Linked DNA regions of Homo sapiens: region 1 is linked to region 2. A link is an interaction called in ENCODE POLR2A ChIA-PET data of the cell type or tissue named here. Cell type or tissue: GM12878. All regions are shown on one strand. Each heading gives the region's core, and the rest is flanking DNA. Links, peaks and the distances in the headings are about the cores only. Region 1 overlaps CASK (calcium/calmodulin dependent serine protein kinase). Region 2 overlaps CASK (calcium/calmodulin dependent serine protein kinase).

Region 1 (15,552 bases), core at 7,639-10,138, 56 kb before region 2:
AGTGCAGTGGCACAATCACAGCTTACTGCTACCTCCACCTCCAGGGTTCAAGTGATTCTCCTGCTTCAGCCTCCTGAGTAGCTGGGATTAAAGGTGCCTGCCACCATGCCAAGCTAATTTTTGTATTTTTAGTAGAGACGAGGGTAAGGAAAGAGATGGTTCACTATGTTGGCCAGGCTGTTTTCAAACTGCCGACCTCAAGTGATCCACCTGCTTTGGCCTCCCAAAGTGCTGGCATTACAGGTGTGAGTCACCATGCCTGGCCGATAGTGCTTTTAAATCTTCTAATTATGATTATTTTCCCTGTTGCTCCATTTTTAATGTTGCCTATTATTTTTAAAAACAGTTTTCATTGATATATAATTGACATACACATATTTAAAGTGTACAATTTGATAAGTTTGACATATGTATGAAACTATGGCCACAATCAGGATAGTGATATATCTATCATTCCCAAAAGTTTCCTCATGCTCGTTGGTAATATTCTCCCATCCCTCCATACCCTCCCCACCACATCCCTAAGCAACTACTAATGTGACAATCAAAAAGCTGATAATATAGTTGTCGACCAAAGGCTGATACAGTCAACTTTTGCTGACTACAGATTTGTTTGCACTGTACATAAATGAAATCATACAGTATGAACTCTTTTTTGTTGTTTTTTTCACTCAGCATAATTATTTTGAGATTCCACCATGATGTTGCATGTATCAGTAGTTTGTTCTTTGTTCTTGCTGAGTGGTATTCCATTGTATGGACATATCAGTTTATCCACTCACCCACTGAATTGTTTCCTGGTTTGGGCTATTATAAGTAAAGCTGTATTCCTGGGTTAATCACCATTTGATCATAACATATATATATTTTAAAGATCTGGAACACTTCATGCATTTGTATGTCATCCTTATACAGAGGCCATGATAATATTTTCTGTACTGTTTATATTTTAGTATATGTGCTGCTGAAGTGAGAACATATTAACCTTTTCATATATTGTTGGATTTGCTTTGCTAAGACTTTGTTTAGAATTTTTACATCTACATTCATGAGGAATACTAGTCTATAGTTTTCTTTCTTTGTAATGTCTTAACTGGTTTTGGTATCAGGGCAATGCTGGCTTTCTAGGATGAGCTGGGAAAAATTCCTTTTTTTTCAATGTTTTGAAAAGAGTTTGTATAGAATTGGTATTATTTCTCCATTGTATGTTTGACAGAATTTACCAGTGAAGCCATCTTGACCTGGAGTTTTCTTTGAGGAATAGTTTTTAACTACAAATTCAATTTTCAGATAGTATAGGGCAATTCAGTTTATTCCTTCTTAAATAAGCTTTAGTAGTTTCTGTCTCCCAGGGAATTTTTCCATTTTATCTAAGTTGTTGAATTTATTGGCATAAATCTGTTTATTTCTTTATCATCCTTTTTATATCTGTAGACTCTGTAGTGATGCCCCTTCTCTCATGCCTGATGTTGGTAATTCATGTTTTTTTTCCCCGTGATTGTATAGCCATTTTTCCTGATCAGTCTGATCTTTCCAAAGAAAAAGTATTTTCTGTTTTATTGATACTCTATTGCTTTCTGCTTTCTATTTCATTAATTTCTACTTTGATCTTTATTATTTCTTCTCTTCTACTCATTTTGGGTTTAATTTACTCCATTTTGTCCTAGTTACTTTTAAGGTATAAGCTGAAGTCATTGATTTGAGATGTTTCTTCTTTTCTAATATAGGTGTTTAATGGTACATATTTCTCCCTAAGTACTGCTTTAGTGGCATCCTGCAAATTCTGACATACTGTGGTTCATTTTAATTCATTACAAAATACTTCTTAATTTCCCTTTTGATTTCCTCTTTAATTCATGGGTTACTTAGAATTGTGTTATTTAATTTTCAAGTACTTGGCGATTTATCTCTCTCTGTTATTCATGTCTAATTTAATCCCAGTGTGGTCTGAGAATATATTTTGATATCAATAAAGCTACTCCAGCTACCTTTTGATTAATGTTATCACAGTATATCTTTTTCTATCTTCTTACTTTTTTTTTTTTTTTTAAGAGATGAAGTCTCACACTGTCACCCAGGCGGAGCACAGTGGTGCAATCATAGCCCACTGCATCCTCGAACTCCTGGGCTCAAGTGATCCTCCTGCCTCAGCCTCCCAAGTAGCTGGAACTACAGGCATGCACCACCAAACCTGGCTTCTACCTTTTTACTTTGAAACTATTCTTTGTGTATGAAGTGCATGTTTTACAAGCAGAACATGATGATTGATACAGTCTGGTATAAATATATATTCTTGCTATTTGACTTCTATTTGTTCCACCTGTTCTGTTATCTTTTTCTGCCTTTCTTTGTATTATTTTTTATTCTGTTTTCTCTCCTGTGTTTTCTCTCACAACTCTTCATTTTGTTGTTTTAGTGGTTGCATTAGGGTTTATAGCATCTATCTTTAACTTGTCAGTGTACCTTCAAGTGATATTATACCACTTCACATATAACCCTTATCCCCCCTACATCATATAAGAGCCTTACAATAGTATATAGTACTTCTATGTCTTTCTTCCTGACCTTTGTGCTACTGTTGTCATACATTTTATTTTTCCATATACTATAAACTCTAAAACACATTGTTATTTTTGTTTAAATTGCCAATTATAAGAGATTGAAGTAATAAGAAAAAGAACTTATAGATTTACCCATATAGCTATCATTTCCAGTGCTCTTTATTCCCTTTTTGTAGATTCAGATTTCAATCTGTTATCGTTTTCCTTCTGCCTGAAGAATGTCCTAAATATACTGTGGGTCTTATAGTGTGGGTCTGCTGAATTCTTTCAGTTTTGGTATGTCTGAAGACATTTTTATTTTGCCTTCTTGTTCTTGAAAGATACTTCTGCTTGGTTTAGAATTCTAAGTTGAGAAATGTTTGTTTTTAGTACTTTATGACACTGTTCTTGTTTGTACTGCTTCCGATAAGACATTGATGTCATCCTTATGTTTGTTCCTCTGTGTGTAAAATTTCTTTTTTCTTTTTTTTTTTTTTTTTGAGATGGAGTCTCGCTCTGTCACCCAGGCTGGAGTGCGGTGGCATGATGTCTTGGCTCACTCCAACCTCCACCTACCAGGGTCAAGCAATTCTCCTACCTCTGTCTCCCAATTTCTTTCTTTTTTTTTTTGTTTTTTTTTGGTCTGTTTCTCAGATTTTCTCTTTGTCATAGGTTCTAAGCAGTTTGATTATGATGTAGCTTGGTATTGTTTTCTTCATGTTTCTTGTGCTTGGGGTTTGCCATGGTGTTTGGATCTGTGGGTTTATAGTTTTCATCAAGTTTGGAATGTTTTCAGGCGTTATTTCTTCAAACATTTCTTCTTTCTTTTCCTCTCTTCTTCATGAACTCCAATTAACCATGTATTAGGCTGACTGAAGTTGTCCCACGGCTCAGTGATGCTCTTTTCATCTTTAAAAATTCTTTTTCTTGCTGTGTTTCATTTTTGATAGTTTTTATTGCTCTGTCTTCAAGTTCACTAATCTCTTCTGAAATGTCTAATCTGCCATTAATCCCATAGTGTATTTTCCTGCTAATTCTATTATCTGTCAGTTCTATGTCATTTTTGATTGATTATTCTCCATATTATAGGTCACACTTTCTGGTCTTTTTACATGCCTAGTAATCTTTGATTAGATGTCAGACATTGTGAATTTGTTGCATAGTTGATGTTTTTGTATTCCTAAAAATATTCTTATGTTTTGTTCTGAGACTTAGATCAGTTACTCGGACATAGTTTGATCCTTTGGGTCTTGCGTTCATGATCCATTAGGCAGGTCTGGAGCAGTTGTCAGTTTGGGGCTAATTACTTCTCATTACAGAGATAAGACTTCCCTGAGCGCTCTACACAATGAGCCATGAATTAGAAATTTTTCTAGTCTGACTGGTGGGAACAGGTAGTGCAGGCGCTGTTCCTTCCAATCCTTTTGGATGGTTTTTTTTTCCATCCAAAGTGGAGAGTGTTGGGGAGTTTCTCAGTGTTGGGGAATTTCCTATTAGACATGCACTGATCGATACTCTGCTGAATACTTGAGGGAGATCCTCTGCAGATCTGAGGTTCTGTCTGTGTGCAGCTCTCTCCTCTTCAGTACTCTGTCCTATGAACTCTAGTTGCTTTGGTCACCCCAGACTCTCAGCTCTGTCCCCTCAATTTAGGGAGTCTGCCTACTCTGCCTTAGTTCCCCTCCCTGTGCTGTGGCCTGGAAACTCTCTCAAGGCAGCATGGTGGGGCATTCATATGGGTCACCTTGTTTCCTGTCTCACAAGAGATCACTGTCCTTAGTTGCCTGATGTCTAATGTCTTGAAAACTGTTCTTTCATGATATTTTGTTTTTTATATGTTGGGTTGTTTCAAATGAGAGGATAAATCTGGTCCCAGTTACTCTATCTTGGACAGAAATGAAAGTTCTATAGTCACATTTAATGCCAGAATACTATTCTACAGAGTGGATTACTTTTTGTTTTCTGATTATCCACTATTAAAAAAAACAAGCATTCATAAACATATTTTTTGCACTAGATCTGGTTAATCCTAAGAATCACACAGGGAAATTTTAAATAATGCTGACTCTTAAACCCACTCTTTAGATTTAAGCTCAGGAGGCCTCGAATGGAGCCCGGAAATCTGTACTTTTTAACAGGCTCCCTTGCTGGAAAGTGGCCTTGAATTTGAGACAGTTAAGGGTAGGGACTGTGTCTTTTATTTTTCACTAGAGAATAACACTGTCAGAAAGCTTGATAAAAATATCTGAGACTTTATACTCTAAACTTAATTTGTACCACTCCACAAACTATAACTTTGCATTGTTCCTATTTTGCAGTTTTCAGAAGTGGTAGGTGAGCAATGTGAAAAACTGGTTTATCAAAATGTTTCCAGTCCTAAGATTCAATTGTAATATTCAAGTTTCATTTCCAACTTGTACATTCAATCAGCTTGTATGGTTACTAAGAAAAGTGTTCCTGGAAAAATGCTGTAAATTAGTGTGTAAGTCAAATCTAATTTCATAAGGGAAATGATAGTACAATACAGCTTCCACCCTTGAAACTAATAGATGTATGTATTCATTCAACTAACATTAACGTGAATTTACTATGAGGCAGGCACTCTGCTAGGTACAGTAGCAAATGAGACAAAAAGGGTCTCCCATGGCCAGGAGAAGTTCACCTCAAACCAACTGTAGTTAACATTTATTATTCTGTAGGTCCCAAACATTTCTCTGTAGAGAGGAACTGATTCACTTTCTCTCTGTTCCCAAGTTCACAAATTCTAGGGAAGGCATTGGCATAGCTTGGGTTAGGTGCCTACTCCTGAACCTACCAGCTTGAGGGGAGATATTAGGAAAGTTATACTCCTGGCCTTTCCCTGTTTATATAAGCCTTTCCTCTATTTTGTAAGCTAGTTCAAGCTTGATTTTTGTCACTTGCAACTATGGGAATTCCAATCAATAAAAAAAAAAATTATGAGTATGATGCTACAAATGGGAAAACAGAGGTGTGTAACAGGAGTATGTCACCCTTGAGGAATGGACACATTGCAGAGGGTCTGAAAAACAAAACAGATCATATAGGAATATCCTGCACAGTAACATAATGCTTTGAATAAGACAACTAAGAAAGCAAATAAAGTTGTATTAAATGCATTAGAGATTGACACTCTATTATTGAAAATATATATTTTATATTTCACATAAAATAATTCCTGTTTTCATGGAAACCCATCAAAAGGAGAAGAAATATACATCTTCACTAGGATCATCGAAGACAGAAAAGCTTTTGGAAGGAGACTTTTAGGGGAGACTCAAGACCATTTTACGCTTTCTGAAAAAGTAACTCAGGGATGTAGTTTTATGCTTTTATTCAGTCTATGTTTCTTTTTTCTTTTCTTTTCTTTTCTTTTTTTTTTGAAACGGAGTCTCACTCTGCTGCCCAGGCTGGAGTGCAGTGGCGCGATCTCGGCTCACTGCAACCTCCGCCTCCCGGGTTCAAGCGATTCTTCTGCCTCAGCCTCCTGAGTAGCTAGGATTACAGGCACCCACCACCACACCTGGCTAATTTTTGTATTTTTAGTAGAGATGGGGTTTCACCATATTGGCCACGCTGGTCTCGAACTCCTGACCTCGTGATCCACCCGCCTCGTCCTCCCAAAGTGCTGGGATTACAGGTGTGAGCCACTGCACCGGGCCAATTCAGTCTATGTTTCTATGTAGTGAGTCTTCACACAAACAATCAAGCAGCTGTCACTGGACTGCTTGAGAACTTAATGATCCCAAGACACTCTGAGGCCTCCTTCTTGTGGTCCCTTCTACCTTCTTGCCTGCTTTGCCTGGCTGAACATCACACCTTCCTGCCTCTCCAACACAGCTTTCTCTCCTCTCCAGCTCTGTCATAACTGGGCTTGTTAAGTAAACCGTGCTAAGCTACAAATTTACTTGTTTAATGTAGCCAGCCCTGTGGAACGTGAGCTCTAGTAAGGGGCAGTGTCTTATCTGACAATAGATCACTGGCATCTAATAAGAGTGATTTGCACTTAGTAGGGACTTCAAAAATATTTGGTGAATAAATGAATGAATATATAAAATGAATGAATGGAATATTAGACTTTCAGAGCTAGGTGGGATCTTGGGGATCATTCATTTAGTCAACTATGCTTTTAGAGATGAGCCAACTGAGGTCCACTGACATGAAGTGATTTGCCCAAGACACCCAAAACCTGCTGTAGCCTATGCTCTTAAGCCAAAGAGTTGCCTGGATAGTACCAGAAGGGGTGAGGTGATCTGCATGCCCCCCATGTGCTGCAAGATAATATTGTATAACTGGCAAAGATTACTAAATGAGGATTAGGACCAGAAATGTCTAAGCTGAGGGCTCTCCAAAAATCATGGTCATAGAGTCACTGCTATAACTTTTCCCTTAATCTAAAAGGCAACTTTCAGAAGTAGGTAATTTGTTTTTCTATATCCTAATATCCCTTTTCTATGTTCTGAGGAAAAAGATATGAATGCATAAATTTGAATTTTTTTCCTCTTCTAAAGATATGGTTTCTCCTCCAACTTGGAACTTATCCAATGTTCCCTGTCTCAACGTCCATTCAGTTTTAGAAGACTAAAGCTTAAGGGCTGTGCTTGATCTTTGCTTCTCCCTCAGTTCTACTGTCAATCCATTGTTAAGGCTTACTGATATTACCTACTCTTTCATTATTTCTTAAATGTGTTCACTTCTTTCCATCTTGACATCCATCCCTCAAGTTCAGAGTTCCATCATATCTGCCCTGCACTGCTGCAATAACAGCCTCTTAACTGGTTTCTGTACATCCACTCTTGACCCCTCTCATACATTCTCTAGAGTGATATTTCTAAAACAAAAATCTAATATTATCCCCCTGCTTGAAAGTCTTCAATAGCCTCCCATTGTTTTTAAGATAATGAACATAATCCTTAACATGTCTTCCAACACTTGTATGATTCTGTTCCAGCCACTCACCTTGCTGTCTGCAGTTCAGCCATGGTGCCTTCTTTCCATTGGGAAACTATGATAAGAGCCTTTTTACTACCAGGTTTACACATGTGCTATTTGGTTTGCTGAATAGTATTCCCCTGCTTCCCCTCACTCCCCTTGCTCTGTTCAGTTAACATCAAGGAGCCTTTCCTTGATCTTCTCAGTCTACGAGAATTCTATGAGAATGGAGGCAAGGTTCAGCATCAATTCTCTTCCAGCTCTACTCCCAAGCACTGAGTAAATTGATTCATATTAAGTAGGTAGCTGGGAGTGGAAGAAATTTATTTCAGCAGTGTTACTCAATTCTTTGAATGCCCCCTGAATTAATCTTCCTCTAATTTTGTTGAAGGCAAAAGATCTGAAAACTATAAGATTTATAAAAGGATGATTTTTACAATGTTACTAGACATTCACTTTCTCAATACCAATACCAATATTTCAAATTGTCCCTTTCTTTGCTGCCCCAGAGGTTTTTACACCCTGGAGGAATGTTACAGTATGTTCCCCTTTTTTTGGTTGAAGGGCAATTGTGAAAGGAGAGGTGAGAAAGAGAACCGGAATGCCTAAGACAGTTTCAGGCAGAACAATTCTAGAAAAGAAGGGCAGGGGGGAACTGAAGATCTGGAAACTGATTTCTTTAAAACTATCCATGTCTTCCTTCCCTCCCCAACTCCTAGTAGCATAGGTTGAAGTTAGTTGATATAACTCATGCTGGGATCTTATGAGAGTATTGAAAACTTTCTCTTCCTACTTACCATTGGTTCATCTGTGTTCTTTTGAAACTGTACCAGCCGAACTCTGGTCACATTCTCCATATCCATGTCTCCGTTAGCACTTTCTGGAGAATCGCCGTTTAAATAGGGAGAGGTGGGAGGAGGTGTGACCCTCAATGCTTCATCACTGTAAACTTCATGTGCCACTACGTCGTGAGTCTGAAGTAAGGCCTAGTGTTTTATGAAGAAAAAAATTATTAATAACATTACTATTTCAGCAGAAATTTATTTTATTTATTTATTTATTTTGAGACAGGGTCTCACTCTGTCACCCAGGGTGCAGTGCAGTGGTGAGATCTCAGCTCACTGCAGGCTTCATCTCCTGGGCTCAAGCGATCCTTCCTTTGCAGCCTTCTGTGTAGCTGGGACCACAGGTGCATGCCACCACACCTGGCTAATTTTTAAATGTTTTCTTTGTAGACATGGGGCTGACAAATTTATTCTATAAACATATCTCATTCTTTTCCTCTCAAAGGTATCATTCATCTAAAGAGAACATAAAGTGTGTAATATCGACATCCAACTATCTCAATTTTTTTGTGACAATCATGATAAATAGATTTTTTAAAACGTAAGTGAATAAATGAGTGAATCAATGAAGAGATGTGTTTGATGATTATCTGGGTCAGAGGTGTTATCAACTAACTTGTTCAAATGAAGGTAGACGGTACAATTTCAAGTAATTTAGCTAAAAGAATCATCTATAAATAGAGTTGGCAAATTTGTGCTGGGGCTTAGAATTGAAACAAATTTAAAAAGAAATAGTGCAATAATTGGAGTATTGAGCAAGTATCTTTCATCAATGGCATTTACAATGACGCTTTTATATAACCCAAAGGATGAAAATAATTTATAGCATATGATTTAGAAAAAGAAAAAAATACACACAGATGTACCTTAAAAACGTAATCTTCCAAAATATCACGTATGATATGGAACTCAAACTCTAAATATGTTAAATTTTTTTGTTCATTATATTTTTTGGAGCACTTGTTTAAATAAAAAATAAGTTGAGAATTATTATTATGACTTCTTTTTGCAAAGCCTATTAACAAAGAGAAAGTGATTTCTTTGAACTGACATCTCTATTTGTCAGCTTGGTGAACTTCAACAATAAAATGTCCCTTGTTTCCCTAAAAAAGAATGTCCTTCTACTCACCACACTTTTTGTGCCATCATAATAAACCCTTTCTATTAAGCATAAATATTTGAACATTTCTATTTCAAAGAGAATCTACAGCTATCAAAATGTCTGGAGCTTTATACAAAGATTATATTTTCTTATGTGCTAACTATAAATTTGGTTCTATTTTAATTTGGGATCTGTGCGGTAATATCTGCAGATAATGAAATGCAGTTAAAATTGCTTTAAAAATAATAACTCATAGCATCTGAAATTAAGTTATTTTATTAAAAGGCTTAAAAAAGTCATGACTTGGCTATTTAATTTTAAAGGCATGCATACGAGGCAAAAAAAAAAGGTAACAATCTGGTAAAATCATAAAGAAGATAATGCTGATTTGTTACCAGTAAAGAATATGCTTTGAGCATTATACACAGTTGAGTTTCTAATGGAAATGGCAGATATTTTCACAATCTCAGAAGGCTGGTCTAAACTGGGATTTGGGTGAGGAGCACCAAGGGGCACTAAGCAATATATAGCTTGAAAGTAGTGCTCCATGATGGCCCTGGGGACCTTGGCTTCCTCACCAGTGCCCTAACTGCACCTTGTACTGGTACTCCTGAGCCCAAGTATAGAGGCTGTCCTATGTGGGCAAATCCCTCTTTTTCTGATTTAATTGTGGTCACATAAGAAACCAAGATTTAGGGCAAAAAGCAAAAATCAGTAACATAAAAACTGGAACATTTCATTTGCTAAAATTATGTTCGTCATATCACTGCAGCCTTGACCTCTTGGGCTCAAGTGAACCTTCTACCTCAGCCTCCCAAGTAGCTGGGACCACAGGCATGTGCCACCACACCCAGATCATTCTTGTATTTTTTGTAGACACGGGGTTTCATCATGTTGCCCAGGCTGATCTTGAACTCCTGAGCTCATGCAATTCACTCACCCCGGCCTCCCAAAGTGCTGGGATTACAGGCCTCTACTCATTCTTTTAAATTATATAAGCAAACATTTGTATTTAATGCATTATTTACAAGGAAGGATTAAGCCCACAATCATAAAATAATACTCAAACTGGACTCTAAAAGAAAAATGCTTAAATGATGTCACCAAATAAGGTCATACTCGATATTAACCACAATTTGGCACTGTAAATGATTGCTACCACAAAACGAAACTTAACCTAAAGCTCTAATTCATATCCAAACAGAAAAAGGGGGCCACTTACAGACTATCTTTTTAAAAGCTTAAAAGAGTATATAAAATAAAAAATAGGGAAACCAAAATTTGAACATTTTTCTTCAAATATGTTAAGACGTATGAGTGAGCAGTTGTCACTAAGCTGAAATAGCTGTCAGTTTTAACTACGTAACAATCGTGTAATAGGAAAAAAACACTTTCACTTTTTGTACTATAGTAAGGATATGTATAAGACAACTAACAACATCAGACTAGAGTGGAAAAAATCTGACTATTTAATGTTTCATATTTTACAGCTGCAATAAGCAAAGGAAATATTCTTTTTAAAAAGTCAGCCTTTCAAATGGAATAACTAAAAAAGTAATCAGTGAGATAATATTCTTTTATGATGACCTCTAAAGATACAGATTTTAGGCCAGGTGTGGTAGCTCATGCTTGTAATCCCAGCACTTTGGGATGCCAAGGAAAGAGGACTGTTTGAGCTCAGGAGTTCAAGACCAGTCTGGGCAACAAAGTGAGACCCCCGTCTCTACAAAAAATAAAAAAAAGTAGACAGGCATGGTGGTGCATGCCTGTAGTCCCAGCTACTTGGGAGGCTGAGGCAGAAGGATTGCTTTGCCCAGGAGTTGAAGGCTACAGTGAGCTAAGAAGGTGTCACTGCACTCCTATCTAGGCAATAGAGCAAGACCCCGTCTCTTAAAAAAAAAAAACACAGAATTTTAAAGTCGTTTAAATTTACCCTTATTTCCTCTTCCTTTAGTTACTGTAAATATCTACAAGTATCTGGATTTTCAGTGTTGGGTAATTCAATGTTAAATCCTCATGTTATAATAATCAGAAAGCAAAGAAAAATTCGGATGACTGAGCAAATAAGTGTGAAATTATAAATATGCCAAGAATAACTCCCAAACCTTGGCATAATAAAAAAATTGTAAGTATTAACATATTTCCCCTTAGCTATTAATATTTCTTTAAAAATACCAAGATTTTGAAGCCATGATTTTAAAAACGCTTATAAGATAGAAAGCCCCAGCATTTAAAAGCTTATTTAATATAGTATATATATATATATATATCTCAGAATTATATTTCCCACATAAGATATTATCTACACAAAAGCTTATTTAGGAATGACCAATGAGCTCAACTTAAATTTATTAGAAATCTGATTAGCATTATAAATCAACTGACTTTTAGGAGCATAGGCTTTGGCGCTAGCAGGATCTGGCTTGAACCTCATTGAGGCCACTGATTGGTGAGTGACCTTAAGCAAGTCTCTTTACCTTGTTAGGGCACAATTTCCTCTCGGAATTGTGAAATGGGTTTAATTACACCAGCTTACATCCCAACCATCAGCAAGTCCTCTTGTATGTAACCATCTCCAACACAGAAACCCCATCTGCCCATGTTCTACCATCCTCACCTTTCTCCAAGCCTCTACAACCTCTCACAACAGCCTTCCAATTGGTCTCCCTAAACTCTTATCCCCCCTACAGTCCGTTCTCTACACATCAGCTCCAGCAAGGCACAGATTAGATATTTTCCTGCGTGCCATCACTTAGTGTCATCCTACTGCAATCAGGAGAAAACTGCAGACTCCTTACAATGGCCTGGAAGGCTTTTATTTATTTATATTTTTTATTTTATTTTTAGATGGAGTCTCGCTCTGTCTCCCAGGCTGGAGTGCAGTGGTGCGATCCCAACTCACTGCAACCTCTGCCTCCTGCGTTCAAGAGATTCTCCTGCCTCAGCCTCCTGAGTAGCTGGGACTACAGGCGCCCACCACCATGCCTGGCTAATTTTTGTGTTTTTAGTAGAGACAGGTTTCACCATGTTGGCCAGGCTGGTCTCGAACTCCTGACCTCGTGATCCGTCCACCTTGGCCTCCCAGAATGCTGGGATTACAGGCGTGAGCCACCATGCCTGGCCTTATTTTATATATTAAAAAAATAAATAAATTGGTCTGGCCTCTGCTGACCTCTCTTGGTACAGGAAGTACCACTCTCTCCCTTGTTAACTGTATCTCAGCCACAAAGGACTTCTGCTCCTTGAATCTACAAAGCTCTTTCCTGTCTCTGGGCCTTTGCATTTGCTCTTCCTCAAAGGAGTCTCAGCCCAAATGTCTACTCCTCAGAGGGGCTTTCCCCTATCTAAAGCAGCTCCCACTTTACTATAATCTCTGCACCATTATCCTTTCATTTCTTCATAGTTATTATTGCCATATGAAATTATCTTGTTAGCTTACTTGCTCATTGTCTACCTCTACCTCTCCTACCTGTCCTCCCACCCCACCTCCACTAGAGTGGAAGTTCCATGAGGGCAGGGATCTTGTTTGTCTTATTCATTACTAGGTCCTTAGTGCCTGGCATAGTGTGCCTGGCATACAGTAGGCATTTACTTATTTGATAAATGAATGAAAATGTCTTTTAAGCACCTAGCTAGGTATTCAATAAATTATAAAAATTACTTATTATTTCTGAAAATGTTTACTAATAGCAATGCACATATTAACTTCTCTCTGACTTCAGAAAAGCAAAACATATCGAGACTTAGAAGACAGATAAGCTGTCATACAATGGGCTATATGAGCCGTAATGATTTTGATGAAAAAAAAGGCTCCTATTTGGGTATATGTTAATTTATTTAGCTTACTTCAAATCTGAAAGATCTATTGGTCTCATACGGCCCTATATCATTCTCTGAATTGAGCTGAGTTTACTTAGCAATTTATAGAAAGACATGTCTGTCCAAATTCATTTTTTATTTTTTTTTTGAGACAGAGTCTCACTCTCACCCAGGCTGGAGTGCAGAGGCGTGATCTCGCCTCACTGAAACCTCTGTCTCCTGGGTTCAGGTGATTCTTGTGCCTCAGCCTCTCAAGTAGCTGGGACTACAGGTGTGTGCTACCACGCCAGGCTATTTTTTTTTTTTTTTTGTATTTTTAGTAGAGATGGGGTTTCACCATGTTGGCCAGGCTGGTCTTGAACTCCTGACCTCAAATGACTCTCATTCCTCAGCCTCCCAAAGTGCTGGGATTATAAGCGTGAGCCACAGTTCCTGGCATTTTTTACTTTTTGAGACAGGGTCTCGCTCTGTTGCCCAGGCTGAAGTGCAGTGGTGCCATCATGGCTCACTTCAGCCTTGACCTCCCAGGCTCATGTGATCCTCCCACCTCAGCCTCCTAAGTAGCTGGGACTACAGGCATGTGCCACCATGTCTGGCTAGTTTATTTTTAATTTTTTGTAGAGATGGGGTCTCCCAATGTTGCTGGTCTTTGACTCCTGGGTTCAAGCAATCCTCCTGCCTTGGCCTTCCAAAATGCTGGGATTACAGGCGTGAGCCACTGTGCCTGGTCCAAAATTTATTATATATCTGTTTCTAGCTATGGAACACTGCACAGAGCAGTCAGCCAAGGAGAGCCTAACCTATCTGCAAACGGGCAGGTTCCTAATCTATTCAATGTTTTACTGATAACTTACTATGTGCCCTATACATGATAGATACTATGGAGCAACTAATAATAGGTATCAGATAACATCTATTAGGCACTAAGCATATGTCAAGCATTGTGCTACGCACAGTAGATATATCAGCTACTTAATTCTTATTCTGACTCCACGAGGTTGACTCAGAGTCAGAGTTCATAAAGTTACGGTGGCAAGGATGGAGTTCAACCCCAGGTCATCTGAATTCACATCTTTAACCACTTTTATAATATAGAACAGTGGTCCCCAACCTTTTTGGCACCAGGGACCCATTTTGTGGAAGACAATTTTTCCACGGATGGCAGGGTGGGTGGGGGTGGGGGATAGAGGTCGGGGAATAGTTTTGGGATGAAACCGTTCCACCTCAGATTATCAGGCATTAGATTCTCATAAGGAGTATGCAACCTAGATCCCTCGCATGCGCAGTTCACAATAGGGTTCCCACTCCTATGAGGACCTAATGCCTAGGCTGATCTGACAGGAGGGGGACACAGGTGGTAATGCTGGCTGGCCTGCTGCTCACCTCCTGTTGTGTGGCCTGGTTCCTAACAGGCCACGGATGGGTACTGGTCAGTGGCCCAGGGGTTGGAGACCCCTGCTATAGAAGACATGCTGTCTAAAAGGGAATGAATTATAATCTGGGGAAACACAGCACATATGCATGAAACAGTGAACAAGGTAATATTAACGGTAATTTAACTGCAGATATTTGTGATTCATCACATTTGAGGATTATTAATAAAGCATATAGTTTCTTTATTCTCCTGCTCTGTGAAATAGAGATAATCACAATGACTAAATGAGATAAGCTCAATGAGAACAACAAAACTGGGCTGGGATATGGAAGGACAAAGAAAAATTGCCCTGGCTCATTCACTGGGAAGAGACCTGCTCTGGCAGGCCAGCAAGCATTAGAATGTTATGCAGGTGAATACAAACAAGTGGAAAAGAGTTAGAGAAGAGAAAGTTCAAGAGAAGGGTAGAGAGGTTACAAGATACCTTGATAAAAGAGGTGAGATTTGAACGAAGTTCTGTGTTTATACACCTAGGTTGTAAAAATGCACTCATCTACAGGCATTAGAACCTGTATCCTAATTGTATTTCACTGGACAGTGCTGTTACCATAGAATAAAGTCAAATACTCTCAAGGATTATACTTGAATTCAGCCTTTAATGCTTGGGTGGGAGAGTTAGGAAGGATGAATATGGTAATTGCTTCTTTCCAGGTAGTTACTTTTAGGAAAAAAACTTTATTTCAATAACTTGGTTAAAAGTTTAGAAACACTATCATAAAGGGCCAGGCACGGTGGCTTACGCCTGTAATCCCAGCACTTTGGGAGGCTGAGGCGGGCAGATCACGAGGTCAGGAGATCAAGACTATCCTGGTTAACACAGTGAAACCCCGTCTCTACTAAAAATACAAAAAAATTAGCCAG
Region 2 (14,175 bases), core at 11,285-13,784:
GTTCCCCCATTGGTAACATTTTACAAAACGATAGTATATTATCATAACCAGAATACTGACATTGATACAATCCACCCATCTTATTCAGATTGCCTCAGTTTTACATGTACTCAACTGTGTGTACATTTCTTACATTTTAATTTTCTCCCAAACTCAAATTATGCCCCTTTGTAATTAAAATCTAGCTATTACATTATTCCTTATAAATGTTCTATCTGATGGTAAAAGTTGTTAAGAGATATGATTTCAGAATTTATTTCACAGGTCCAAATAAACTGAAAATGGACTCAGTAACAGGAAGCAATAAAGACCACTTACAGGTGATGTAATTGTCAAAGAAAAATTCACTTACCCTGAAAGTTTTCTTGAAAGCAAACTCTAAAATAAATGTTACTCTTTCCCCAGAATTAATGTATTCGTATGTGAAATTCAGATGTGAAGTATTAAATGCCGTTGAAATTTTAACACTGTCTTTTTTCCTCTTATGAAAGAAGTGAGAACTTAATATTGTTTGTGCAACAATGCCTCAAAAATCAATATATCCAAGTTTTAATTTTATGACCAGGCAGTGTTAAAATTAATACTTAAACAACTACACACAAACAGCCAAGGAAAAAGTCAAGCTGATTACGAACCATGCAAAGCCAAACACTTTTGCATAAAAGATACACCTTAAAGGAAAACAAAGGGATACCTACTTTCTGCTGCTAGAAGTCCTAGGAGGAAGGCAGCATATGGACAAACAACAAACAGTATGATTTTAGAACAAGCAGGTTATCAAGCCACAGTTCGGCCCACTACATGAGCCACCAGAAGCATGGTCCCCCAGCTGACCCCAAAGTGAGCCCTCATGTTCCATGAGTACAATCACTGGAACTGTTTGGGATTTCAGACATCAAACGTTGGGTTCTGATTCTGAATTACTTGATTTGAAATATGAGAAAAGAATATTTCAACATTGATTTTTTTTTTTTTTTTTTGAGATGGGGTCTCACTCTACCACCCAGGCTGGAGTACAGTGGTGCAATCTCAGCTCATTGCAAACTCTGCCTCCTGGGCTCAAGTGATCCTCCTACCTCAGCCCTGGCTCCCTACCCTCCTGGTAGCTAGGACTACAGGCACATGCCATCACGCCCAGCTAATTTTTGTATTTTTAGTAGAGACGGGGTTTCGCCATTTTGGCCAGGCTGGTCTCGAACTCCTGACCTCAAGTGATCCACCCACTTCCACCTCCCAAAGTACTGGGATTACAGGAGTGATCCACCGTGCCCAGCCCCACTTCAAGCAATACACAGTTCATCATAAGATTAAATGAATTCTAGTAAATGCATAATGTATGAATTTCAATAATCAAAATAGAAAATTATCATTTATAGAAAAATTGTTTTACATCGTAAACAATATACCTAAACATGTTTGACTTCTTATTAGATGACAAGTTTTTAAACTGTTATTTTAAATATTCATATTTTCCTAAATGCATAGAGTATTACTCTTTTTATTTTCCTTTCCTTTTGTTTTTGAGATGGAGTCTTGCTCTGTCACCCAGGCTGGAGTGCAGTGGCACGATCTCGGCTCATTGCAACCTCCGTGTCCTGGGTTCAAGCAATTCTCTTGCCTCAGGTGGATTACAGGCGCGTGGCCATCATGCCTGGCTAATTTTTGTATTTTTAGTAGAGATGGGGGTTTCACCATGTTGGCCAGGCTGGTCTCAAACTCCTGACCTCAAGTGATCCACCCACCTCGGCCTCCCAAAGTGCTGGGATTACAGGCATGAGCCACTGTGCCTGGCCCCTTTTCTTTTTTTTGAGACAGAGTTTTGTTCTGTCATCCAGTTTTGAGTACAGTGATGCACTCACGGCTTACTGCAGCCTTGACCTCTTGGGCTCAAGTGATCCTCCTGCCTCAGCCTCCCTAGTAGCTGGGACCACAGGTGTGTGCTACCACGCTTGGCTAATATTTTGACTTCTTACAAAGTAGAGGGTCTCCCTATGTTGCCCAGGCTGGTCACAAACTCTTAGGCTCAAGCAATCCTCCTGCCTTGGCTTCTGAAACTGTTGGGATTACAGGCATGAGCCACCATGCCCAGCCTTTAGCTCCATTTCTAAAGATGAAAATGGTAGTAGAGATCTTGACCTAAAATCTCAAAGAGATTTATCCTAAATATATTATAAGCATGTGATTATATCATACAGCCACAGTATGACAATACAAACCATTACTGGATCCACTCCCCTTAAATAGGGTCCACTGTAATCTGAGTGTGAGGAGAGAAGACAGAGGTTTCAGCTAACAAAAGAAGTTACAGGTGGAGGGAACAAAATGGAGTGGAAGAAAAGACAGACGTGAAACAATAAGAAGCACTGGGGACCACACCTATAAACACAACTAGATCCCTGCCTTTCATGTGGGAAGGGCTCTGGATAATGACCAAGTCAGCACAAGAGAAAAATGGCAAGGCTTTCTCCTCAGTCTCTTCTCTAAGATTCCCATTTCTGAATGTTTTTGGAAATCACCTTCACTCAAAAGAGGAAGATTCACATCCTAATTGGTAAAGGTCAAAATGAGGAACTGTATAACTGCTGGAATGGGAAAGTTGATCTTGTCATTTTAAAAAAGTTCTAAATTTTTGTGGGTACATAGTATACATTTATGGGGTACAGGAGACATTTTGATATGGGCATAATGATCACATCATGGTAAATGGGGTATCCATCACCTCAAGATCTTGTCATTTTGCACAAGGTACAAGCACATACTAATTGGTAAGAAATTGTGTGTGTGTGTATGTGAATGTGTAGGTGCACACACATGTATAAACAGAGGAGAGGAGAAGCATAAATACTGACAGATGCTCATGGTACCAACAGGAAAGAAGCATTAGCACATTAATTCTTCCTATATTACTAACTGTGGGACAGAAACCTCAGGCTTTAGGAAGGGCCCAGGGCCTCAGTCCCAGTGGTAATATATGAATATTGATGAAGCTAGTCCAAGAGTACAAAAATCAAAGATGACAAATATGGAGTGGCTCTAATGAAAGAAAGAAAAAAAGCTGAGGCCAGAGGACACATGATTCAGGAGTTAAGTAAATAAAAAATGCATAAATAAAAATTTAGAACACACACACACACGCATTTACATATACATATAAATGGACCCTATGGGTTTTTAGTAAATGATTCTTGAGAATATTACACTGGTAAGATGGAAATCTGAGCATTTTATAAAATGGTTTTGGTTTTTTATTTTTTTATCTCTTAATTTTTTTTTTTTTTTTTTTTTGAGACGGAGTCTCACTCTGTCGCCCAGGCTGGAGTGCAGTGGCGTGATCTCGGCTCACTGCAAGCTCTGCCTGCCGGGTTCACGCCAGTCTCCTGCCTCAGCCACCCGAGTAGCTGGGACTACAGGTGCCCACCACCACGCCCGGCTAATTTTTGTGTATTTCTAGTAGAGACAGGTTTTCACCGTGTTAGCCAGGATGGTCTTGATCTCCTGACCTCATCATCTGCCCGCCTCGGCCTCCCAAAGTGCTGGGATTACAGGCGTGAGCCACTGTGCCTGGCCTTTTATCTCTTAATTTTTAAGAGGCGAGGTCTCATTTTGTTGTCCAGGTTGGAGAGCAGTGGTGTGATCACAGCTCACTGCATCCTCAAACTCCTGAGCTCAGGTGATCCCCCTGAGCCGGGTGCCTCAGCCTCCTGAGTAGCTATGACTACACATGCACACCACTGCACTGGCTTATAAAATGATTTTGTGAACACTGGCAGGTTGTTTCAGGGGTACTTATATACAGTTCATCAAAACAAATAACTCTTCTGTGTTCTTCCCCTTTGGATACTTGTATGCATGTGTTACAGATTTTTTTTTTCTTTTTTTGAGATGGAGTCTCGCATTATCGCCCAGGCTGGAGTGCAGTGGCATGATCTCGGATCACTGCAACCTCCGCCTCCCGGGTCAAGTGATTCTCCTGCCTCAGCCTCCCAAGTAGCTGGGACTACAGGCGCAGGCCAGCACGCCTGGCTTTTTTTTTTTTTTTTTTTTTTTTTTGTATTTTTGTGTTTTTGCAGAGATGGGGTTTTGCCATGTTGGCCAGGCTGGTCTCGAACTCCTGACCTGAGGTGATCTGCCTGCCTTGGCCTCCCAAAGTGCTGGGATTACAGGCATGAGCCACCATGCCTGGCCGTGTTATAGATTTTTATACAGAAAGAAGAACTTGGTAACTGTTTCAGGAGATAACTCACAAGACAGCTCTACACTGAAAGATTCCATTCAAAGCAGTGCTGCCCACAGTCTGATCTAATACGACTGACCTGGGGAAAAGCTTATATTAGAAGTTTTTGTTGAGAGAGAAGGTAATCAGAAAGATCCCAAAAGACTGACTAGGATGTTGGATTGGATGGAGTGCAATGCTGGGTCTAGAGTGTGGAAAGGGGAAGAAGTATTACTGAGGTGAAAAGAAAAAAAAATGAAGTGTTGGTTTTGGAGCCACAGGAGAAAGCAACTTTGGTATTAAAATGAAAAGGAACAAGACACATGTAGACAGGATTTGGTTGCTGACAAACTTCCTTAGAATCCGTTGGAGGATTTAACTAAATGCACAGGAAAAGTTTATTCACAATGGGAGAGAATGGATGTAAATGCCAAATGACCCACACAGGTGAATAAGTGAATTATCCAATTACCTGAGGAGGTAGGGTCTTCGGAGAAATCTGGTAACTCTTCAGGGGGATCCCCATAGAATGAGTTGAATTTGTGACTTGACACAGCGGCTAGTACTGCACCCTAAAACAAAGAGATGAAAAAATAGATTATTAAAACAAATACACAAATATAAATAAGTTATTTAACAAATTATTTATCTTAAGGATTATCCATTAAGTCAAATATATAGGAGATGATGGCTAGAAGAGAGGTAGTTTTTAAATTATTTCAGATTCCTTGAAATAAATTACATATGCATATACCAGAATAACACTAATCGGGAATTGTAGAAGTATATGAAACCACTTACATCTTGAATTCAAACATGTAACACAGGATGGAATATTCTGCAGTTATTATAAAATGATGTTGTAGAAGGGTGTTTAGTGGAATGAAAAGATGTCTGTGATTAATTACATGAAAAAGGTTTAAAATCAATGTATATTATAATCTCATTTTTGGGTAAAAAAGTTAATATGGATATAAAAGACTGCATATACACCAGAATGTTATTAATTATCTCTGGGTGGTAGGATTATGTGTCATTTTTCTTTTTAAAATCTTTTTTCCCTCTTTTTGTTTTAACAATGACAATGTCTTACTTTTGTATAGTAATTCTCCATCAGGCCACACAACAGAATCAACTACATATGACTCTTTTAAGCTATATGCATAGCCTCCCCTTATTCCTAGTTGGAAATCACTGCCATTTGAGTGCATGACATCCCTTAGGACTGTAGAGTGGAAAAATGTTGGGAGTTACTGCTTCAGTAAATCATATTTATTTTATTTTTTATTTAAACAGCTTTAGGGGTACAAGTGGTTTTTGGTTACATGGATAAATGGTACAGTAGTGAAGTGTGGGCTTTTAGTGAATCTGTCTTCTGAGTAGTGTACAGTGTACCCAACAGGTGATTTTCTATCCCTTGCCCCTCCACCCTCCCCTATTCTGAGTCTCTAGTGTCCATTATACTACTCTGCATGCCTCTGTGTACCCATAGCTTAGTTCCCACTTATAAGGGAGAACATGTGGTATTTGGGAGTAAATCATTTAACCTCTCTAGGCTTTCTTATCTGTAAAGTAAGAATATGAAAACGGGCTGGACGCGGTGGCTCACGCCTGCAATCCCAGCACTTTGGGAGGCCGAGGCGGGTGGAACACCTGAGGTCGGGAGTTTGAGATCAGCCTGACCAACACGGAGAAACCCCGTCTCTACTAAAAATACAGAAAATTAGCCCGGCATGGTGGCGCATGCCTGTAATTTCAGCTACTTGGGAGGCTGAGGCAGGAGAATTGCTTGAACCCGGGAGGCAGAGGTTGCGGTGAGCCGAGATCGTGCCATTGCACTCCAGCCTGGGCAACAAAAGTGAAACTCCGTCTCAAAAAAGAAAAAAAAAGAATATTAAAATGGACTTATCTTACAGGATTGGCAAAAGTCATAATGTATTAATGAAAGTGCTTTGCAAATTGTAAAGCATTCTGTAAGTGCATATCATTACTAACTCTACTAATAAAGATCTAGAACATGAGCACAGCCTTTTGCTGGTCTATGTAGAATCACTCATTTAGTTAGTTTATCAAATCACCTAAGTAGTCTAAGTCTAAATTTTAAATATTAACTCTTGAATTTTTCTGGAAAGATAAAACTTGTTTGTGTTTAGGTATCTGCTAATATGAGAACATTATTATTATTTTTTTGAGACAGGGTCTCGCTCTGTTGCCCAGGCTGGAGTGCAATGGCACAATCTCGGCTCTTTGCAGTCTCAACCTCTCAGGCTCAAGTGATCCTCCCATCTCAGTCTCCCAAGTAGCTGGGACTACAGGCGTGTGCCACCATGCCTGGCTAACTTTTGTATTTTTTTGTAGAGATGGGGTTTCACCATGTTGCCCAGGCTGGTCCTGAACTCCTGCGCTCAAGTGATCCACCCACCTCGGCCTCCCAAAGTGCTGGGATTACTGGTGTGAGCCACTGCGCCTGGCCAGAAAACATTAATAAAATATATTTCCACAAAGTTTACTTACTGTAGAAAGGGAAGGGCAAAAAGAGAGAAGTGATATTGATGTTAACATTCCAGGTAACTTTTGAGATTTCTGAAAGTCTAAAGTTACGCATGAAAGGTTCTTATGCAGAATTATAGTTACCATGTTGAAAAAACAGTAGTGAATGTTGAGTTCTTCTTTTTATAAAAACTTATTTTACTTTACGTATTATACATGTTTCCTAAAAGCTGGGTGGGAATGGAATTTTTATATATCAAATCACGTTTCCCACACACGGAAACTAGGCTTTTAGAGATGCTTTATTTTTATTTCCAAATGAAGTACAACTGTATTTCTTAAGATGTTAGTTATACGCTTCAAGGCCTGTTCTTGCTACTATTGTCAAAGATCTGTAATAAATACCTATACTACTAGGAAAACAGTATCTAAAAGAGCCCTGAGATGCAAATGCTTTTGAAACAATAGTAGTATGCTTTAAATTTATCTGTCTTATGACTAGCAGTTTTGTTTACGTAGTTTGTTTTTTTTTTAAATAATAGAAACTGAGTCTCACTATATTGCTCAGGCTAGTCTCAAACTCTGGGGCTCAAGCACTCTTACGGCCTCAGCCTCCCAAAGTGCTGGGATTACAGGTGTAAGCCATGGTGCCCCACCTAATATTTAGTTGTCTGAACCCAGTGACTATAGATGGTTTAAATATTCAATGCAAGCCATTATGTAAAACAGCAACATCATTCTGAAATAGGTCACGGATTCATATAATTTTATTAGTTTGAGAATCAACCTTAGAGATTATTCATTCTAAGGGACTCATTTTGCAGACGAGAAAACTGAGGTCCAGAGAGGCTTAGCAACCTGTTAAGGTCTCTGTCAACTTAGAGACATAATGAAGAGTAGACATAATTGACATTCAATGACTACTCTCCCCAGTTCAAGGATTTCTACTATACTAGGGGTCAGCAATTTTTTTTCTGTAAATAATCAGACAGTAAGTATTTTAGGCTCTAAAGGTCATATGATCTCTTTTGCAACTACTCAGTTCTACCACTGTAGTGTGAAAGCAGCCATGGACAATATGCAAATTAATGTACTTTGCTATGTTCTAATAAAACTTTATATACAAGAATAGGCAGTGGGTTGGATTTGACCCCCAGGTCATAGTTTGCCAACCCCTGTATTACATTATTGCTACTGATTGCTAATAATGTAATATTGCTCATCGATAGCAATAATGTAATACAACAATTAAAAAATCAGATTTTATACAAGTAGTTCTTCAAACTTTCTGGTTTATTAAACCCTTGACAAAGAAGTTTTCTACCTGCTTTAATTTAGAAGGTATAATTTAGTATCTTTTAAGGGCGAAACATAATACTTTTGAGTTAATTAGACTATTCACAATCTGTTAAGATAAATAATATTAAAGTTGTAATTTTCTATCAAGCAAATTAACCTAGAAAGGAGAAGGCAGATTATAAATTCAGAGAAAAAGAGCACCACAAGTTTTTAATTTGTAGTTAAGAACTAGAAATAATTCTTAATCATAATTATAGTTTTCTTGAAATGTCAATATGTCAAACATCAAAATGGTATGCTTCTGGCTAGATGATTCTGTGTGGCATTTAAGGAAGTGGAAAACAAGAAAATGGTTAGGTCAGATTTCTGCTAAGTTTAACTACTGAATGCACTTAAGGAGGGAACAAAGTTATTGAGGAACACAAGAGCTGAACAAAGATGTATTGCTGACTTGAAGACAAAAACCAAAAACCGAATACTCCCTTTTTGGTATTTCCTGAGCTCAGAAACACGCATCATGAAGTTTGATAGGCACAATGGCAGAAGGGTACATTTTTAAACCTTAAATACAAAATACACAAGTATTGGATATAAAATAATTGGTTTTGTACCTAAATAACAAGGCAATACACAGTCATGGCAGGAGGGTACATTTTAAAACATCTAAATACAAAATATACAAGTATCAGATATAGAATAATTGGCTTTGTACCTAAATAACAAGGTAATATATAGTCATATTCCTGAGTGAACAGGGAAATATACTGAGGGGAGAAAGTGTATCACCAGAACATACCAATAGGAGTGTGACAAAGAAATTTGAAAGATAATCATCCTATTAGAATTCAGACGACTGAACTCAAAAGCCCTAAAAAGGGTGGAGAATTTGGAGAGGTTGAGGCTGAACAGAGATGACCAAAAGTCAAGAAAATCATTTCAAGGTAGAGATGTTAAAGAATTTGGGTTGATTATACTTAATAATTAGGTCCTAGATGATAATTAGGTGAGATGATTAATTAAATCAGAACTTTTGATATGTCTCCATATAGCCAAAACCAGAGTTATCATTCAGTTTAGTCAGCATAGCCTATACATATATAATACTCAAACATAACCTAAACATAGGTCTAAAACCTTTAATTTCATAATTTTCAGTCAGGATATATGACTAAAAGAGGCTGCAGTATTTTCTCTAGAGAAAATGAAAAATGAGACTTGTAAGTGTACTAGATATAGTTATATTTAAGAGTAATTGCACAGAATAGATATCTTAGAAATTCTTTTGGGTCTATGTAAAAGTATTTTATAGAGATGGTCTTAAATGTACATAATTTTCAAAATCTATTGCCCAACAGGAAGTAATATATTCTACATTTCAGAATCATAAACTGGTGGGACATGGTGGCTCACACTTGTAATCCCAGCACTTTGGGAGGCCAAGGTGGGAGGATTGCTTCAGTCCAGGAGTTTGAGACCAGCCTGGGCAACAGAGTGAGACCCTGTCTCAATTAAAAAAGAAAAAACAACATATATCTATATATGTATTTCTTTTCTTTTTTTGTTTTGAGATAGAATTTCGCTCTTGTTGCCCAGGCTGGAGTGCAATGGTGCAACCTTGGCTCACTGCAACCTCCGCCTCCCAGGTTCAAGCAATTCTCCTGCCTCAGCCTCCCGAGTAGCTGGGATTACAAACATGTGCCACCATGCCCAGCTAATTTTGTATTTTTTTTAGTAGAGATGGCGTTTCTCCATGTTGGTCAGGCTGGTCTCGAACTCCTGACCTCAGGTGATCCGCCCGCCTCAGCCTCTCAAAGTGCTGGGATTATAGGCGTGAGCCACCGTGCCTGGCCTATATATGTATTTCTTAAAAAAAATCACAAATTAATTGATTTGTAAAATCAATATGTAAGATCAAAATCACTTCACTTATTATTTGTGGAACTGTTCATACCAGAATATTTGCGGAACTGCTCATACCAGAATAAGTTTTCAGTTTTTAGAATTAAGGTCCCCACCCCGCTTATTTTTGAGACAGAGTCTTACTCTGTCACTCAGGCTGGAGTGCAGTGGTGTGATCACAGCTCACTGCAGCCTTGACCTCCCAGGCTCAAGTGATCCTCCCACCTCAGCCTTCCAAGTAGCTGGGACCACAGGCGTGTGCAACCACACCCGGCAAATTTTTTATTTTTGTAGAGCCGGGGTCTCCTTATGTTGCTCAGGCTCAAAGGTTACCTTTTGGATACCAGATTTAATGCTCTGATTAGCTGAAGCCCACAACGACTGCTATCTCAATTTACTGCCTTTGTACAAACCCTTACTACAGAGAGGACTGTATGTAAATGCTGGGTTTCATTACGGTACAAAGGTCTTTGATAAATCTTTAAGTTAGTTTTTGTTGAACTAACAGAAAGAAAATTGCCAAAAAATATCTATTATAGCTTCCTGGTTGACCTATCAAAAAGTGCTGCTTATGTATAAGCATTACTCTGCAGTTACCAAGACTCTATAGCAATACCATACAATAGAACTATCTGTGATGAAGGAAATTTTCTAAACCTGTGCTGTCTAATACAGTAGCCATCAGTCACACGTGGTATTGAGCATTTGAAAGGTGCTAGCGCAACAGAGCAACCAAATTTTACTTTTTATTTAATATTAATTTATTAAAATTGAAATGTAAACAGTTACATATGGCTATTTACTACTGTACTGGATAGTACAGCTTTATACAGTATTAGAAAATGGCACTCCTAAACAAACCTTTCGTAGTTATGCACAGTTCAGGAACACAAGTGACCAATCAGTAAGTCAGAGAATACTTTTGCAATTTGCAAAATTAATAAAGGCTGGGCGCGGTGGCTTATGCCTGTAATCCCAGCACTTTGGGAGGCCGAGGCGGGCGGATCACTTGAGGTCAGGAGTACAAAGCCAGCCTGGCCAACATGGTGAAATCCCGTCTCTACTAAAAATACAAAAATTAGCTGGATGTGGTGGTGCCTGTAGTCCCAGCTACTTGGGAGGCTGAGGCAGGATAATCACTTGAACCTGGGAGGCGGAGGCTGCAGTGAGCCGAGATTGCGCCACTGCACTCTAAGCCTGGGTGATGGAGTAAGACTCTCTCAAAAAAAAAAAAAAAAATAATAATAATAATAAAGAAAAACTGTAGAAAGTTATTAGAAATCCTTGCTTTCTGTATATATAGGAAATAAATGATTTTATCCTCTTAACTGAATCACGTGGACTCGACTCACCATTTCTTAAATGGACTGCAATAAACTTACCCAAACATAGAATATTGCTTCTATTTGTATAGAATTTCTTCAACACACTTCACTGTGGGGAATTTGCTTTCTAGGGGTAGAAATAATTGAAGAAGCAATAGGGATGACTTCAGAATACATTCCCTCCTGAGTCTCTTCTCTGGATAGACATCCTCAGATAACAACAGTTACCACTTTCCTCAGTACCTCCTTCAGTAGATGACAGCCAGGGTTAGAGTACAGGTGTGCCCCCTCAAAAGCCCCAGACCACAGAGCACAGATTTTCCACACAGCCTGGAGATCATGCAGTCTGTCTCATGTATCCTAATATTCAGTTTGAGAAAATGTCCTCATATTCAGTTCTGTGCTCAGAACGATGTAGTTTATTAAAGAAAGTATTGTTATCTAGAGGATTCTTTTTTTTTATTTTTTTTTAATGAAGTATTACAATTCCAGAGCTTAGTATGAATTAGGAGGAAAAAACTCGACACATGAAACATGTGGTAACCAAAATGGGGAAAATACATTTTCCATCATTCCATCATGACTAAGTTACCAAAGTAATTTTCTTTCTTTCTTTTTTCTCTTTTTTTTTTTGAGACAAGGTCTCACTTTGTCACCCAGGCTGGAGTGCAGTGGCGTGATCTTGGCTCACTGCAACCTCCGCCTCCCAGGCTCAAGTGATCCTCTTGCCTCAGGCCCCCAATAGCTGGGATTACAGGCATGCACAGCCACCACACTTGGTTAATTTTTGTATATTTTGTAGAGACGGGGTTTCACCATGTTGCCCAGGCTGGTCTTGAACTCCTGAGCTCAAGCGATTTGCCCGCCTTGGCCTCCAAATGTACTAGGATTACAGGTGTGAAACACTGTGCCTGGCCACAAAAGTAATTTTCTACCGCTTTCTGTGAACTCCCTTTTAATCACTTCCAAGGGAGTCATTACAAATTAAACTGTCACCCACCACTGAGGAGGTTAAGAATAGTGTCTGGGTAGGATGAGCACCTAGTTGTGTGAAAATAAAGTGTGTGGTGGACTCTGAAAGCCAAGGAAGTTGCAATCTCTGTTCTAGAAGTCCACTGAAGAGGCAGAATGGGAATTAGTTCCTTGAGGATGGTAGGTGTAACATGTTTTAACAAGGTGGCTGAACTACTCAAAAGAATACAGCCTTATCAGAAGCCAAACACATTCACTAATGACCCTGCTGATGTTCCTAGTTCTAGGTTGTTTGGTGGGTCTTAAAACTTTAAATAGCCCTGCAAGGGGATGTGGTAAATCCACATGACCCCTCTCTGTTTTGACAGCTTGGCCCTGTCCAAATGAATCTTAGTCACCACTTTGGCTATTTTAGGCCCAAGTCTGATTCTGTGGCCCCGGGAGAAGTACAGCATGTGTTTCTTGTGATGGGGCAAGCCCAAGCTCTCTGGTGAAATGTTTGTATTTGGGCAATGAAAGGTTCAACCCCATACAGCGTAATGTCACATGAGGCCAAAGCAATTAGGTTTAGAATGACTTATAGAAAAGTTGACAAAAAAGTGTAATAATAGTTTCTTTGGGGAGGAAACTAACTTCAAAAACAGTTGACCAAATTTCACTTTGAATAATAAAAGAGTTTTTTATTTGTAGGCTACACAGGTTTAGGTGGATATCAAGGCAAAAAGAATAAAAGTTTTGGGAAACTTCTTTGGCTACCATCTCAATAATGGCTTATCATTAATAATTATTTTGGCCAAGGATTTTTAAAGCAAATAGAGAAGAGTCACTTTGAACCCTTGACTGCAAAATCAGTGAGAAGAAAGGCTAAAATGGGAATAATCAACACCAACAATGATATGTTAATATTTCCCTTGTTCTATAGTAGCATGGTTGAATAGATCCTTCTGTAATGATGGAAATGTCCCAAGCTACATCTGTGCTGTCTAATATAGTAGCCACTAGCCAACTGTGGTTACTGAGCACTTGAAATGTGCTAGTGTGACTGGGAAACTGACCTTTTAATTTTATTTAATTTTAATTAATTTAAATTTAAATAGCTGCATGTGGCCAGTGGGTACCATGTTAAAAGTTTCAGGTCTATAGGATAATATTGTAGCCTAATAGTTTCCTCAAAATTCATATAAATGTTTTTATAAGTCTAGAGTTATACATAATAATTCACTAATTTCAGGGGTTGAAAAATAAAATGGTATTATTAGAATTTATGGCATATCTGAAAATACTTAAGAAGAAAAGTTTTATAGTTGGCAGGAGTCATGTGACTAAGGAAGACTACTATCTAATCAACCACTTAGAGAACAGTTAACATTTTTCAGTATCAAAAGTAAGTCAAACATAAATTAATTCTAAGAAGTTAAGATAATCAATTTCCCTTTGTTACTCTGGAGGGTTGGGTGGGGGATGGTCTCTCAGCATTTTCTCTCAGTGCTGAAAAGATTCCATTACTTTATGTCTGGTCTTTTTCAGAACCTTTTAAAGTCAAATGGACTCCCCATATGGGGTGATTACCAGTTTTCTTTTCTTCTTCTTCTTTTTTTTTTTTTTTTTTGGTGAGGTGGAGGATAGGGAGAGTAGTAAGAGGGAGAAAGACACCTAGGAAGAATAAAGAAGGTGAGAAAAGTGATCTGAGCTGAAAATATTTTCTAGTAGATCAAGGTAGTGTAAGATTTTATTTACTGCTTTCTGATAGTTGTTCAATCCTAGTTCCAATTCTTTTTTTTTTTTTTTTTTTTTTTTGAGATGAAGTCTTGCTCTTGTTGCCTAAGCTGGAGTGCAATGGTGTGATCTCAGCTCACTGCAACCTCCACCTCCCAAGTTCAAGCAATTCTCCTGCCTCAGCCTCCCGAGTAGCTGGGATTATAGGCGCCTGCCACCAGGCCCAGCTAATTTTTGTATTTTTAGTAGAGACGGGGTTTC

What was found. Peaks named below come from ENCODE experiments on the same cell type or tissue, not always from the same donor. Only the 100,000 strongest peaks of a DNase experiment are listed, where the experiment ranks them.
Region 1: POLR2A ChIA-PET joins it to region 2 with 5 read pairs; 2 of 35 experiments call an interaction of 5 or more read pairs at or near these places.

Annotation. Positions count from the first base shown.
Region 1 is chrX:41,570,053-41,585,604 of GRCh38, forward strand. It overlaps CASK (calcium/calmodulin dependent serine protein kinase), which reads right to left. Exons shown (of 27, transcript NM_001367721.1): 15 at 8,288-8,476. It also overlaps the pseudogene RNU6-1321P. Among named protein-coding and RNA genes, the nearest start is that of CASK-AS1, 60 kb to the left of the region's middle. In GM12878, for the core only: no CTCF peak of the experiment used is centred there; no DNase peak of the experiment used is centred there.
Region 2 is chrX:41,621,919-41,636,093 of GRCh38, forward strand. CASK (calcium/calmodulin dependent serine protein kinase) reads right to left here. Exons shown (of 27, transcript NM_001367721.1): 10 at 4,686-4,785; 11 at 699-716. The region is part of intron 1 of LOC124905180 (a long non-coding RNA gene); the gene reads left to right. Among named protein-coding and RNA genes, the nearest start is that of GPR34, 60 kb to the right of the region's middle. In GM12878, for the core only: no CTCF peak of the experiment used is centred there; a DNase peak (open chromatin) is centred at 12,559.